Regions from separate parts of the Homo sapiens genome. Here region 2 is linked to region 1. A link is an interaction called in ENCODE POLR2A ChIA-PET data of the cell type or tissue named here. Cell type or tissue: PC-3. All regions are shown on one strand. Region 1 overlaps BABAM2 (BRISC and BRCA1 A complex member 2). Region 2 overlaps BABAM2 (BRISC and BRCA1 A complex member 2).

What was found. Peaks named below come from ENCODE experiments on the same cell type or tissue, not always from the same donor. Only the 100,000 strongest peaks of a DNase experiment are listed, where the experiment ranks them.
Region 2: POLR2A ChIA-PET joins it to region 1 with 5 read pairs; 2 of 35 experiments call an interaction of 5 or more read pairs at or near these places.

What each region holds. Positions count from the first base shown.
Region 1 is chr2:28,175,163-28,179,162 of GRCh38, reverse strand. The region is part of intron 7 of BABAM2 (BRISC and BRCA1 A complex member 2); the gene reads right to left. All of the region lies in intron 1 of LOC100505736 (a long non-coding RNA gene), which reads left to right. Among named protein-coding and RNA genes, the nearest start is that of BABAM2-AS2, 130 kb to the left of the region's middle. In PC-3, CTCF peaks have their summits at 3,712 and 3,916; no DNase peak of the experiment used is centred here.
Region 2 is chr2:28,001,971-28,005,970 of GRCh38, reverse strand. All of the region lies in intron 4 of BABAM2 (BRISC and BRCA1 A complex member 2), which reads right to left. Among named protein-coding and RNA genes, the nearest start is that of MIR4263, 7.6 kb to the right of the region's middle. In PC-3, no CTCF peak of the experiment used is centred here; a DNase peak (open chromatin) is centred at 1,670; H3K27ac peaks cover 416 bases.

The DNA of each region.
Region 1 (4,000 bases):
TGGTATCAGGGTAATGCTGGCCTCATAGAATGAGTTAAGGGGAATTGCTTCCTCTTCAGTTTCTTGGAATAGTTTGAGAAGAAGTAATGTTATTTCTCCTTTATAAGTTTGGTAGAATTTGGCAGTAAAGCTATTTTGTCCTAAACTTCTTTGTTGGGAGAGTTTTTATTACGGATTCAATCTTGTAGTTCATTATTCATCTGTTCAGGTTTTCTGTTTTTTCCTGATTCAATCTTGGTAGGTATGTATGTGTCCAGGAATGTATCTATTTCCTCTAGGTTTTCCAGTGTATTAGTATATAGTTGCTCATAATAGAATCTGATGATCTTTTGTATTTCTGTGGTATCAGTTGTAATGTCCTCTTTTTTTGTTTCTGATTTTGTTTATTTGGGTCTTCTCTCTTTTTTCTTGTATAGTCTAGCTAGGAGTTTTTTTGCTGCTGTTCATCTTTTTAAAAAAAAAACCTTTGTTTTATTGGTCCTTTGTATTTTTTGTAGCCTCTTTTTTATTTAGATCTTTATTATCTCTTTCCTTCTACTAATTTTGGTTTGGTTTGTTCTTGCTTTTCTAGTTCCTTGAGGTACATCATTAGATTGTTTATTTGAAATCTTTCTACTTTTTGACGTAAGCATTTATTGCTATACACTTTCCTCTTAGCACTGCTTTTGCTGTATCTCATAGGTTGTGGTGTGCTATGTTTTGATTTTTATTTGTTTCAAGAAATTTTGTGATTTCCTCCTTAATTTCTTCCTTGACCCAGTGGTTCTTCAGGAGCATGTTATTTAATTTCCATGCATTTGTACAGCTTCTGAAGTTCTTCTTCTTTTTGATTTCTAGTTTTATTCCACTATAGTCTGAGAAGATACTTGGTATAATTTCAATTTTTAGAAATTTGTTGAGACTTATTTTGTGGCTTAACATATGGTCTATCCTGGAAAATGTTCCATGTGCTGTTGAGAAGAATGTGTGTATTTTCTGCAGCTGTCGGGTAGAATATACCGTAGATGTCTGTTAGGTCCATTTGGTCTAAAGTGCAGTTTAAATTCAATATTTCTTTGTTAATTTCTGTCTAGATAATATGTCTAATGCTGAAAGTGGGATGTTGAAGTCTCCAACTATTATTGTATTGGAGTCTATCTCTCCCTTTAGATCTAATACTATTTGCTTTATAACTCTGGGTGCTCCAGTGTTGTCTGCATATATGTCTAGAACTGTAATATTCTCTTGTGGAACTGATCTTTTTATTATTATATAATGACCTTCTTTATCTCTTCTTACTGTTTCTCACTTAAAGTCTGTTTTATCTGATATTAAGATAAGTACTTCTGCTTGTTTGCTATTGGCTTCCATTTGTGTGGAATATCTTTTTCCATCCCTTTATTTTCAGTCTATATATGTCTTACCAGTGAAGTGAGTTTTTTTAGGCAGCATATAATTGGGTCATTTTTTTTTTTTTGTCCATTCAGCCAGTCTGTATCTTTTCAGTGGAAAATTTAATCCACTTACATTTAAGATTATTATTGATATGAGGGGACTTATTCTTGTCATTTTGTTCAATCGTTTTCTGGCTATTTTGTATATCCTTTGTTTCTTTCTCTATTATTGTTTATCATTGCAGTTTGGTAATTTTCTGTAGTGGTAACACTTGAGTCCTTTCCCTTCCTCATTTGTGTGTTTGCTTTACCAGTGAGTTTTATACTTTTGGGTGTTTTCATGATGATAGATATTGTCCTTTCACTTTCAGGTGTAGAGCCCTGGTAAGCATTTACTGTAGGGCTGGACTAGTGGTGATGAATTTCCTCAGTTTCTGCTTGTCTAGGAAAGACCTTATTTCTCCTTCATTTGTGAAAGATAACTTTGCTGAGCATAGTATACTTGGCTAACAGTTTTTTTTTTTTCTTTCAGTACTTCGAATAGGCCATTTTCTCCTGGCCTGTAAAGTTTCTGCTGAGAAATCTCTTGTTAGTCTGATGGAGGTTTCCTTACATGTGACTAGACACTTTTCTCTTGCTGTTTGTAGAATTTTCTGTCTTTGGCTTTTGATAGTTTGACTATCACGTGCCGCAGGGAAGAACCTTTTTGGATTTTATCTGTTTGAGAATCTCTGAACTTCTTGTTATTTGAATGTCTCAATTTATTGCTATACTTAGAAAGATTTCAGCTATTATTTCATTAAACAGGCTTTTCTATGCCTTTTGGGCTTCTCTTCACCTTCTGGAACACTCAAAATTTGAATTAGTCACTTTATGGTGTCCCATATGTCATATACACTTTGTTCATTTTTTAAAATTTCTTCTCCTTCTTCTTTTTTTTTTTTTTTTGTTCTGACTGGGTTATTTCAAAAGAGCTATCTTCAAGTTCTGAATTTTCTTCTGCTTGATCTAGTCTACTGTTGAAGCTCATGAATAAATATTTTATTTCATTCATTGAATTCTTCAGTTTCAGAATTTCCATTTGGTTCTTTTTAAGGATATCTATCTCTTTGGTAAATTTCACATTCACATCCTGAATTGTTTTTCCAATTTCTTTGTACGGTTTATCTGTGTTCTCTTATATCTCAGTGAGGTTTTTTTTTTTTTTTTTTTTTTTTTTTGAGATAGAGTCTCACTGTGTTGCCCAGGCTGGAGTGCAGTGGTGCAATCTCGGCTCACTGCAACCTCTGCCTCCTGGGTTCAAGTGATTCTTGGGCCTCAGCCTCCCAAGTAGCTGGGACTACAGGTGTGCGCCACCATGCTCAGCTAATTTTTGTATTTTTAGTAGAGATAAAGTTTTGCCATGTTGGCCAGGCTGGTTTCAAACTCCTGGCCTCAGGTGATCCACCCACTGCACCCTCCCAAAGTGCTGGGATTACAGGCATGAGTCACCGTGCCTGGCCAGTGAGCTTCTTTACTATCGTTACTTTTATATTTTTCTGGCATTTCATAAATTTCTTTTCCATTAGTATCTGTTGCTGGAGAATTATTGTACTCCCTTAGAGGTGTCATATTTCCTTGTTTTTTCACATTTCATGTGTCTTTACGTTGATATCTGCACATTTGGTGCAAAAGTCACTTCTAACTTTTTGGATTGACTTTCATAAGGGAAGACTTTTTCCTGAAGATGTATGTATGGTGTTAGTTGGTCAGAAAACCTTAACTTTGATTCTGGGTGCATGCAGGAGTGTAGTTTCTGTATTATTTCTTCAGCCGTAAACAGTGTCAGTGGTATTTGTGATCTTCTCAGTGGCTTAGGCTGCAGTTGTTAGTAGAGGCTGTGGTGAGGTTTTGTTGGGGATGGGGACACCATGTGAGCCAGTTCTCTGGCAGCAGTGGGCCAAGGGTATCTATCCTTGGGCCCCTGGGCAGTGTATGAGTGCATTGGCATTAGTGAGTCCAAGTGGGCCAATTCTTGGGTTTCCACGTGGCTTGCTCAGGTGCCAGCAGTGGCAGTGGTAGGCTGGAGTGTGGACAAAATCTCACACTCTTAGGCAGCATGCATAGCATGGATGATGGCCACGGCAGTGGTGGGACAACCCTGAGGCTCCCCAGTGGCACACATTTGTGTTAGCAGTGGCTGTGACAAGCTGGGTGGTCCAATCCCCAGGACTCCAGGTAGAACATGCAGGTGGGTGCTGGCTGTGATGGTGGCAACAGGCTGGGTGGGCCATCTTCAGGTCCCTGGCAGGAGTGCACAAATGCTGGCAGTGGGGACAGGGTGGGATAATCCCGAAGACACTGGAAGGCATGCTTGGGTACTGGGAGGGGGTAGCAGTGCCAGGCTGGTTGGGCTTGTACTCAGGGCCTCCTGTGCAGGCTATGGTGCACAAGGTGGGGTGATCCTCAGGCCCCCAGGTGGAGTGCTCGGGTGGTGGCAGCAGTGGTAGTTATAAGCAGGCAAAGCCTGTCTTCAGGGTGTGTGCAAGTGCTCTGCAGCCCTGCAGGGGGTGGACAGAGTTGCTGTCAGTAGCAGCAGGTGCAGGTAGGTGGCTCTCAGGCTCTGGGGAGCATAAGCTTCGGTTCCT
Region 2 (4,000 bases), 170 kb after region 1:
TGTTTAGATAAGATAATGGTATTTTGGTTATGCTTTTTAAAAGATTTATATTTTTGCATATTATACTGAAATATTTACAGATGAAGTGTCATAATATGTGGGGTTTGCTTCAAACTACAATGCTACTAGGCAGTAAGTGAATAGGAGTATAGATGAAACAAGATTATGACGTGGCAATTATTGAAACGAGATCCATGGGGATTCATTATACAATACCCCAAAATAGAAAGTTTTTCAAATAAGGAAATTCTACAGTTGTAATTAATTTTGTTGTTTTGATTTCTGAAAATTATACCTAAGAATTATAATTGGATTTCTAAAATGGCTACTTACAAATTTATAGCCATGACATGAAGCTAAAAGTTAAAGAAGGTATGCAATTAATCTTAATTGTTTAATCTGGCTTAAAAATTTATCAATTTTCAAAACACCCTTAGTCCTTTATTCTAAATGTTACAAACATTTTAAAATGCATTGTTTCCTTGAAAAAGAAAATTTTCACAGGGCATGCTGCAAAACAGCACAAAAATTTTTATCTCAAATTTAATAATTACAAATTAAAAAGTCCAAAAAATACTAACAAAACATAAGAAATGGACTTAAAGCTCTCTTCAGGAAGTCAAAATCCTTAGATTAACAGACAGTATTTCAATTATTTGTGTTTAGTATTAAAAGGTTGACAATCACTATGACAGATTTTCTAATTCAGTAAAACACAGCTAAGGTTGTCTATGATGTATTCACTATGAACTAGACAAGATACATACATAAAATAAATCTATAGCTCATTCCAAAAGTATTTCTATTCAGTTCTATTTATATATCAATAAAAATATATAAACTCAAAAGTTTGAAATAGTTATCTCTTTTCCCAACTTGAAAATGCTTTTTAATTTAATCTGTATAGATTTACTGAATTTGGAGTAGAACCTAGATAGTAGTTGAAAGTAAAATAAATGGTTAACTAGTACATTAAATTAGTTTTAAATTAAAGTCAAATCTCATTGAGACACATTTTGCTTTTTAAAAATAATTCCCAGAGGCGCTAACTAGGCTAAAGTTCATGTTAACCTTGGAAACATCTTCAAATTACTAAAATAAATAAGTCTTTTTAAAATGTATTTTTAAGCCAGGCATGGAAGTGTGGTCCCAGCTACTCAGGAGGCTGAGGTGGGATCACCTAAGCCCAGGAAGTCGAGGCAGCAGTGAGCTGTGATTGTGCCGCCACACTTCCAGCCTAGGCAACAGAGACCCCATATCTTAACCAAAAAAAAAAAAAAAGTATCTTTAAACACACAAATTATATGTAATTGTTATGTCAATTAGTGTTTGTGCAAATTAATTTTTTAACCTCCTAAAGAACCACCTCCTTTGATTTTAAAAAGTGACTGATAACCTCTGGTAGACTATTTTAGATACTATAAGTAATTAGCTGTCCTTCTTTTGAAAATTCTATAATAATCCAGACTTTATTTTTCAATCTGGTTTCTTCATAAATGTTCTTGAAACAGATTCAAGAAACTGTATTCAATGTGTTGAATGTTTTGTTCATAATAATGTTGTACTTCTATTTTTGTAATCCTACCTACTTAAAAACATTCTTAAAACGTATACAAGGTCTACTGAGTCATTGTCAATTCAAGGCTAGAAACCATTCTGTGGTTAAAGGATTACATCAAACCAGTGTAAGGGCTGAGCTGGCGTTTTCCTTTACAGGTTTAAATATCTTGGCTCTCCAAAGCTTGTGTGGGGGCTGCAGTTTGGCATAAAATTCTCAGCAGGATGTAGATAATTTCTCTGAAAAATGTTTTTTAATGGCTAAGTGTTTTTTTTTTTTTTGCTTTTTAAAAATGTTGGAGAAAACATATATTAGAACCAGGTTCAAAATTTATGAGACTCTTCCTCTGTAATGTGCCCATTCTTGTAGATAACCCAAGTACAGCAGAGCAATCCCAATCCTAAAGACTTCATTAAGCACAAAACCTCATTGCTATATGAGTTGAAAGATAAGTACAAAAATCAAAACAAACTGCTTCAATTACAAAGGTAAACTTAGGGCTTCTTTGAAAATACATCCATGTGCTAAGCTCTCTCTGGTAATGATTATATGTTGTCCTTGGTCATTTTGGCCTCCACACCTCTGGTTTTCTTTCCATTTTTACATTCAAATATTACTGTCTTTATTCCCTAAAATGGCCTTGTGAGACAGGTACTTATCAGTTTTATCAATAAATAAATACATAGATCCTGCATAATCCACCTAGTAATCAATAAAACTAAATCTAGAGTTCAGATCTGTCTCGCCCATGTTCATTTTCAATACCTGTAGTTCTCGACTCTGGCTATAACACTAGAATTGGCTTTGTTTGTTTGTTGTTTTTGAGACAGGGTCTCACTCTGTCGCTCAAGCTGGAGTGCTGTGGTACAATCTCAGCTCACTGCAGCCTCAACCTCCCAGGCTCAAACGATTCTCCCACTTTAGCCTCCCAAGTAGTGCAATTACAGGTGCGCACCACCATGCCTGGCTAATTTTTGTTTTTTGTAGTGACAAGGTTTTGCCATGTTGCCCAGCCTTAGAATTGACTTTCTAAAACCACTGATGCCCAGGTTCTACCCCAGACTAAATAAATAAATTGAAATCTCTGGGAGCTAGGATCCAGCAATCAATACATTCCTGATTTCCCCATGAAATAATCACAGCACCACACAGCAATACAAGAAGAGAAATGTAGAAAGCAGGATGGCAGACATGGTCAACACTAAATTATCTACTTGCAAAACAAAGCTTTAATGTCATTTTCTTTTTTCACCCTACAGTCACTCACTTCCCCACTCCCAAATCAGTAAACACCAAGAAGTCACATAATTCTAGTATTTGCCTACATGAAGTATATTGGGAACATAAATCCTAATAATCACCAAAATGTATAAAACAATTCTAGCTAAAACACCCTCTAGATGATTTATAATTTTATACCCTCTTTAGCTACTGGCTCCCTTTATTATATTTTGTGGCCGTTTACTCCTTTCCGCATCTCTATCTTCCACCTGAGATTTTTGTCTTTCATCTCCCTGAAGAATTAGCAAAGGTTTGCTAATGATGAAGTCTCTGCTTTTGTTTACTTGAAAATGGATTTATTTCACTTAAATTAGTCAATCATCTTTTTGCTAGGTATAGGATTTTAAACAGTTGTTTAGTTTATCACATTAAATATATCACTAAACTGTATTCTCTCTTTCATTAATGCTATTAAGAAGTCAGCTAACAATCTAATGGTTGCTCTTTTGTTTTCTCTGGTTTCTTTTTTTAGATTTTTCTCCTTGTCTTTGGTTTTCTGTAATTTGCCATGATGTGTCTAGGAGTAAATTTCTTTGTAGATAGCCATCTTAGGATTAAGTGGACTACCTGAATCTGAGTAATTACATTGATTAATATTTATATACTGAATATATTTAGCTTTTTTAAAAAAAACTTTATTGCAAAATATAACAAATATATGGACAAGTTCACAAAACAAAAATGAATACCTTAATTAATAACAATCACAAAATCAACATCTGTGAAACAGATGGAGCACATGTACAAAGCTAAGCTCATCAGCACATTCTATTCCCCAGAGCAATAATGTTCACAGATACAATGACCTATATGAGGAAAGTCAAGACAAGTCTCAATTCCAAGACTTTGTGATACCAGACTTTCTTTTCTTCGGAACTTGGTGTTGTGATGTTCACCTAGAAGTACTAGGAGATACTAGGAAGAGCCTAAGAGTAATATCAGCGTGAGCAGAAGGCAGAGCAAAGCCCTGATAACATTGTTTAAGCCCTAAAACTATTCGCACCCCAAGCTAGTTCTACCCCTGGTCTTTACTGTTATATGAATCAATAAATTCCTTTTTTTTTTTTTTTTACCTGTTTGATTGTATTTTCTGTCACTTGCATCTCATCAAGTTCTAACTGCTACAATTCATCATGTGATTGCCTTTCCTGAAGTAATTTC